Linked DNA regions of Homo sapiens: region 1 is linked to region 2. A link is a contact called in ENCODE Hi-C or POLR2A ChIA-PET data. All regions are on one chromosome and are shown on one strand. Each heading gives the region's core, a stretch centred on a gene start or an enhancer-like site at or near the end of the contact. The rest is flanking DNA. Distances are from core to core; before and after follow the strand shown.

Evidence for each region. A loop is a pair of places that touch in the nucleus more often than their neighbours do. ChIA-PET counts read pairs that join two places held with the same protein, here RNA polymerase II (POLR2A).
Region 1: a loop to region 2 is called in a map of K562, with 2.3 times the contacts of the local background. The contact joins two enhancer-like sites. A Hi-C loop is called at or near these places in 1 of 168 maps with a recorded cell type or tissue (K562). POLR2A ChIA-PET finds 5 or more read pairs at or near these places in 1 of 52 experiments (activated T-cell).

Annotation. Positions count from the first base shown.
Region 1 is chr1:19,649,155-19,652,700 of GRCh38, reverse strand. The region is part of intron 1 of MICOS10-NBL1 (MICOS10-NBL1 readthrough); the gene reads right to left. The region is part of intron 1 of NBL1 (NBL1, DAN family BMP antagonist); the gene reads right to left. Among named protein-coding and RNA genes, the nearest start is that of NBL1, 6.6 kb to the right of the region's middle. RefSeq lists an enhancer at 1,659-2,276. Within about 2 kb of position 1,405, at least 20 of the 41 ENCODE cell types and tissues checked have a DNase peak (open chromatin) inside an H3K27ac peak, as active enhancers do.
Region 2 is chr1:19,065,169-19,068,669 of GRCh38, reverse strand. No RefSeq gene overlaps it. Among named protein-coding and RNA genes, the nearest start is that of IFFO2, 110 kb to the right of the region's middle. RefSeq lists a silencer at 1-235. Within about 2 kb of position 1,314, at least 12 of the 41 ENCODE cell types and tissues checked have a DNase peak (open chromatin) inside an H3K27ac peak, as active enhancers do.

The sequences.
Region 1 (3,546 bases), core at 156-2,655, 580 kb before region 2:
CCAAGTACTTTATAAAGTGTCTGGGGAGCACGGGTCTAGAGGTGGGCTGGCTGAGTGGGGCTCCTGCAGGGCTGTGAACCCCTCCAAGCACTCCGCTCCCCATCCAGCAAGTTCCCCCAGCTCCTGCCCCTCTCCTGCAGGTCTCCATCTCAGGGGACCCCAATGCCGGGATAAGCCCCACTCCCAGCCCACTGGGGAGGAAGGGCAGCTGGAAGTGAGGTCGGACAGGCTGCCCCCCCGCCGCCTCCCAAATGAGTTCCTGTCACGATCCAGGCCCTCACCCACGCATTTCCGGTCTTGCTGACAAAGCCCATGTTTCCAGTACAACCACATCCTAACAAAATAGAATGGATTCCTCCCTAACTGGCAACCCAGTGAATTTTTCAACAAGCCTGGCATGCAGGCGGCTTCCTCACTCCTGAGTCAGGTCTGCCCACAGCACACCTGAAGGGTCCTGGAGGTCCATTTAAGGCCAGGGCTCCCTGGGCTGGACTGGCCCCCTAGACCCTTAGGAGAGGTCCAGGGACTCTTGTCCTCCTATATCTGACCCCATCTTGCTTCCTCAGGAACAACAGGTCACAGGGGGCCAGGGAGGTGACTGGGGCAGAAAGTGATGTGGATTTGGAATTGAGACTGGGGTTGTAATGCAAGTAGCCTGGGCCAGGCATGGTGGCTCACACCTGTAATTCTAGCACTTTGGGAGGCCAAAGCGGGAGGACCACTTGAACTCAGGAGTCCAAGACTAGCCTGGGAAGCAAAGTGAGACTTGGTCTCAAAATAAAATAAAATAAAATAAAATATTTTTTTATTATCACACTGTGATAACACATTTTTTATTATCACATTATGCATTGTGATGTGCACCTGTAGTCCAGCTATGTGGGAAGCTGAGGCGGGAGGATGGCTTGAGACCAGGCTTGGGGCTGCAGTGAGCCATGATTGCGTCCCTGCACTCCAGACTGGGTGACAGAGCAAGAACCTGTCAAAAAGGAAAGGGAAAAAAAGGACAGGAAAGAAAAGAGGGAGGGAGGCAGGGAGGGAGGGACAGAGGGAGGGAGGGAGGCTGGGGTGAGCACTTGGAGTTGGAATTAGGAGAGGTCACAACCGAGGCTGTGGGTCACAACTAGGCTGAAGCCGAGTGTTGAGACTGGGGTTGAGGCTAATGGAGGCTTACTGGGAAATGGGGTAATGGTGACTTTTTGGAAGAGGTTGCAGGCCCAGAGATCAGGAACTGGTTATCAGCGTCAGGCTGGGACAGAGGTTAGGAGAAATGAGACGAACTGAGGCAGAAGGCCCCCTCCTTACCTTCCACCCTTTCCAGTGCACAGCTGAGGTTATCACAGGGCCAGCTGTGTCCACAGAGGGGTGCTATAACCCAACCCACCAGGCCCTAGCAGGCTCTCCGCAGGGCGCTGGGGCCTCGGCCTCCCCGGGCCAGCAGCGTGGAGCTCCAGCATTTTCCCCGGGCTCCCCCTGGAAGCGTGGACCCTGGAGTCCCCAGTGTTTGAACTGCAGCCCCTCCCCTTAGGAGCTGTGTGACTCCAGAAATAAGTTCACTCCTCAGAAACTGCCTTTCTCAACCCTAACATGGGAAGCATTGCACCTTCCCTGGAGAAGAATTGGGAGGAGTAAATGAAGGTACTCAGCACCTAGGAGGCACCCACTAAGGTCAGCTCTCTTCCCCCCAGGGGATCATGGGAAAGGCTGGGCCAGCATCAGAGCCAAGGCTGGGCTGGAACAGGAGGCAGCGAGGATGCCAGATGAAGTCTCTCCCACACACGGCTGTCATCCAGACACACCTGCCTCCGCCCACCCTCCTGCCCAGCCCCGAAGAGCCCAGGCTGCCCCCACCGGTGGGGTGGGCTCTTGGCTAGCAGGTTTTCTTTTTTTGTTGGTTTATGCTTTTTTGTTGGTTTACGCTTTTTTGTTTTTTCAAGCAGCAACTAATCTATTTTTTTTTTTTAAGCAGCGATCGTACTTTCCTTCCTGAGCCTTGAGAGCCTCACCCAGATTCTCAACCCTTCCTCCCGCCCTGAAGGTCACACAGCAAGTCATGGGACTCCCCAAAAGCGAGGGCGGGAAGGAAAGTTGGAGATCTCCCAGCCAAGTCTCCCTGCTCTGCAAGGGGCTGTCCCAAGGCCCCCAGCAAGTCAGGCAAAGCAATGCCCTGCCCTGGGCCGTTCAGGGCCCTGCAGTTCCACACTCACTCACTTCTAGGAGGGTGGGGAGAAAGGCAAGGGTGAGGGCAGGGAGCTGGGGGCACAGACCCTATGCCCACTCAGACACTCCCCTGAGGGGAGGTCCAGGGATGTGGGTAAATAGGGGGCAGTTGTTTTGAGTTGGCACAGTCAGAGATGGCTCTCAGGAGGGAAGCAGAGGTTCTGAATTCTGAACTAAATATAAGAGCGCAACTATAGTCATGCGTCAGTTAGCCATGGGGATGCACTCTGAGAAATGTGCCATTAGGTGATAGAGTGAACTCAAACCTGAATAGTCTAGGCTATTACAAACCTAGGCTATATGGCATAGCCCATTGCTCCTAGGCTACAAATCTGGACCACATGTGACTGTACTAAATACTGTAGGTCACTGTAACACACACGGAGGCTGAGGCAGGAGAATGGCGTGAACCCGGGAGGCGGAGCTTGCAGTGAGCCGAGATCACGCCACTGCACTCCAGCCTGGGCGACAAAGCGAGACTCTGTCTCAAAGAAAAGAAAAGAAAAGAAAACGTAAAGTAGGCTAAGCATGGTGGCTCACACCTGTAATCCCAGCACTTTGGGAGGCCAAGGTGAGAGAATTGCTTGAGCTCAGGAATTCAAGACCAGCCTGGGCAACATAAGACGATCCCATCTCTACAAAAATTTAAAAACTAGCCAGGTGTGGTGGTGCATGCCTGTGGTCCCAGCTACTTGGGAGGCTGAGGTGAGAGGATCACTCGGTCCTGGGAGGTTGAGGCTGCAGTGAGCCAGGATCATGCCACTACACAATCATGAAAGAAAGAAAAGGTGTAGTAAAAATACAGTATTATAATTCTATGGGAGGCCAGGCGCAGTGGCTCACGCCTGTAATCCCAGCATTTTGGGAGATCGAGGTGGCAGATCACTTGAGGTCAGGAGTTCGAGACCAGCCTGGCCAACATGGCGAAACCCCGTCTCTACTAAAAATACAAAAACTAGCCGGGTGTGGTGGCACATGCCTGTAGTCCCAGCTACTCAGGAGGCTGAGGCAGGAGAATCACTTGAACCCGGGAGGCAGAGGTTGCAGTGAGCCAAGATTGCACCACTGCACTCCAGCCTGGGGGACAGAGCGAGACTTCATCTCAAAATAATAATAATAATAATAATAATAATTTTATGGCAGCACCATTGTGTACGTGGTTCATCATTGTGTGGTGTGTGACTGGATATTAATTTATTCTGTCCTATGATAACTGCCTGATCCTATTCTTTCCCCCATTTTTAGATGAAGAAACTGAGGCACAGAGAGGCCAAGAAATCTGCTTGGGCTTACACTGTTAGTAAACAGGAGAACCGGGATTTGAAC
Region 2 (3,501 bases), core at 65-2,564:
GTTGGGGACAGTGGGCATGGAGAGCAGGAGCGGAGTTGCCTGAGGCCCCCAACTTGCAGTCCATCACTTTCCCACATCGCACACAGGCCAACAGGGTCCCGGGCACGTGGGGCCTGGCAGCACTCCAGGTGGGCACCCAGCAGTGTGATGACTTCCTGGAGGAAAGAGTGGGGTGGGAGGTGCCTGGCTTGAAGTGTGGGGGGAGCTGGTGCTCTGTTTTAGGGGTCAAAGTGACGATGGAGTATGAAGACAAGTATCCCGCCAGCTCACCTCCTCTGGCTACTCCTGGCTCTGAGTCGGTGCCGATCTCCGGCCACTGCCACAAGCCCCAGTGACCTTCAGCATCTGCAGCAGGTTGCGGGCTTCCTCCTGAGGGGTGTGGGGTGCCAGCCTCTGGCAGCCTCTCGGGACATTGCCAGAGGTTGGGCAGGCCTCTCAGGAAAAGGGAGATGAGCTTCTGGGGCGCTGGGGTGAGGAAGCTGTGGTGGGAGGTATCTAAGGTCACCACCTCTGACGGTGGTGGGACCCACAGTGGGTATGGGGCAGCAGGATCTGTGCTTTGCTGAGTTTCTGAGTCAGGGGGCTGGGACAGGACCAGAATTAGCCCCAGGTGCCAAGTTTACAGGGGGAAGTCATCCAGAGCCCCGAACTCTCACGCAGGATGGGAGGTGGGGGTGTTCTGGGCATGGGCAGGAGTGAAGGGCACAGGGTCTCAGGCTCATTGTTCTTTGGACTCTGTTCCTTAGATCCCTCTGCTGCCTTTGGCCAATGACCTTGACACCCCATCCACCCCTTCTGTCCACAAGCCAGCTTGGTCCCGACAAGGAGTCCTGGCTGGACCCCTTGTTAGGCTGTTCCCGGCTTCAGAGATCTGGGAACTGTACCAGAGTTGTATTTACTGAGCACCCACTCCAGCAGGATCACCATGCCTCACGTGATCTCCAGTCCTTTTACTGTTGTTCTTCCTGTTTTACAGATGAGGAACCTTAGGCTCAGAGAGGCAAACTCACCTACCCAAGGCTGCACAGCACGTAAGTGAGATGCAGCCTCCCTGTCCAGCCAGCCTGAGCCCTGCTTCTTCACCTGGCCCTGCTCCCCATCTGGTCTGGGCACGGATTGGGTTAGATCATCCCAGCTCCCAGCAGGAGGGCACAGCTCTGGGATCCAGGGTTTGGCCAGGTGCCCAGCAGGCAGGCAGGGCAGCCACAGCCAAGGGTTAACTGGCCGCAGGCTGGGAGCCGTGCTCGGGGCTGGGCGGACAAGGTGCAAGGCCCTGGGAACCAGCTCCAGGCCGGGCTGACAGGGAGCTCCGCAGGCACCCCCATCAGCCCTCGTGCCAGAACAAACAGGGCAATTAGGAGGTGGCTTTTGTTTGGTGGGGCCTGAATGCTGGGCATGGAGCTGCTGGCGCTTCAGCCCCTACCCCCTCATGTGGCGGGAATCTGCTCGTTCACGGGACAGGGTCACATGCGGAGTGTCACAGCAGACAAAAGGACAATGCCACTCTGTTTCCTCGCCCAGTTTCAGAAGTGATGGCTGGAGGGCTGCTGCTTTTCACAGCACAGTGTGAATGGGGCCACCAGTCCCTCCCTCCCTTCCTGTCCCGGCAGCCAAAAGGGCTCCAGTCACCTCAAGAGCCATCGATCACAGGGGTGGCCCAGGCCATGGGACGCGGGCCCAGCACCTTCCCATTTCCCTCGCTCTGGGTTCTGCCTTGGGGCCCCACTTGGAACCCACTGTGCAGGGCTGGATTCCATACCCGACGGTCGTGTCCCGAGTCACCTCTCTGAGGCAGGCACTGTTAATCCCATTCCAATGAGGGAATCGGGGCTCGAGGATGAGGTTGCTTCACCCAAAGGAGGGGCTTGGGTTAGGGCTGCTGGGTGAAATTCAAGGTGCCAAGTTAAATCTGAATCTCACATAAACACCAAATACATGTAAACCTCTGACGGTGGCGGGACCCACAACGGGTATCGGGCAGTGGGATCTGTGCTTTGCTAGGTTCCTGAGCCCAGTGGGCTGGGACAGGACCAGAATTAGATCCAGGTGCCAAGTTTACAGGGGGCTCAGCCAGCGCCCTGAACTATTACAGTCTTTAGTATGGAGTATACTAAAAAAACATGACTCACCATTTCTCTGAAATACAAACTTCCCTGGACAGCCTGTATTTTTATTGACTAAATCTGGCAGTCCTGGCACAGGTGCTCACAGGACGTGCTGAGTTAAGCCAGCTCAGGCCCTGACCTCAGGGAGCCCCCTCTGCTTCAGAGAGACAAGTCCCAGACACAGGTTCCCACATGGAGGCCGTCGGAGCAGCAGGTGCCCTTGCCTGGAAGCCAGGACAGGCCTGGAGTGTCAGGAACAGGGACGTCGAGGGGCTGGTGAAGGGGCCAATCTGAGCGCCACGAGGGCCCTGAAGTGCTGTGAGCAGGGGAGGCAGGTTCCAGAAGCCTCAGGACCCCGCCTTTCTGCAGCGTTTCCTCTCCACAGGACTGTGCTGAGTCCTGGGGAGGGGGTGGGGGCTGCTCCAGGCGGCTCCCCAGCCCCTCCCTGCCTCGTCTCTCTGAGGCCGCTCCCTCCTCTGCCCCACCACACCTGCCAGCTCTGCATGGGGCCCCGAAGCCAGGGCTGGGTGGAAAGTGGTTGAGGTTGGAGTCTGGGGCCAGATTGGGTTCAGGGCTGGCTGGGCAACAGCCCTTCACCTGGCCAGGCCTTCGGTTTCATGTGTAAAGCAAACATGCCTCATTGGATTCACCAAGAGCCTGGCACAGAGGCGGCGCTGGAAGTGCGTCATTGGAGTTATGAAGGACCTACTCCCAGGAAGGGTCTTCACAGAAGCGGTTTCCGTTCCGTCTAAGGAAAACACAGCTGACAGCAGGGCTCCCACAGTGACAAGAGCTGTTTGGAGGTAGTGAGTCCCCTGTCATTGGAGGTATCCAAGCAGAGGCCAGTCTACTGGCCGTGCCTCAGATGTGTCACTTGGGAGGTGACAATGTCAACGGTCATTTCCAACTCTATGGGCTGGGTGGCAGGTGGAAAGTTCAAGGGCTTTGGTGTCAGACAGTCCTGGGTTCTAATTCTGGCTATGCGACCTTGGACAAGCTGCTTCCCCAGCAACCTCAGTTTTGCCCCTTGTAAAAGGCAGTCAGCAGCCTTGCCTCACAGGATAGATGTGACATGTTTGTTTGCAAAGTGCCCAGCTCTGAGCAGATGCCAAGGAGTTGTGGGTTCTAAGACACATCTCCCTGATGTGGGAACAGAGGCTTCTGAGAAGCCTTCCAGGGCCCGGCTGGGAACCACCCCGTCCTCCTCCCGGTTACCCTGGCTGGCACCCCAGCCGCAGGGTTGGACTGCGGTAAGAATGGCAGACAGGTTTCTCAGAATCCAAACGGACCCTGGGGACAGCGGTGGCTCAGAGGGGAGAGCCCTCTGCCTCCCTGGGGCCTGACGTTCCAGGGTTGGGATGGTGGGGCCCGGAGCCTGGACTGCGCTTGCCTACCT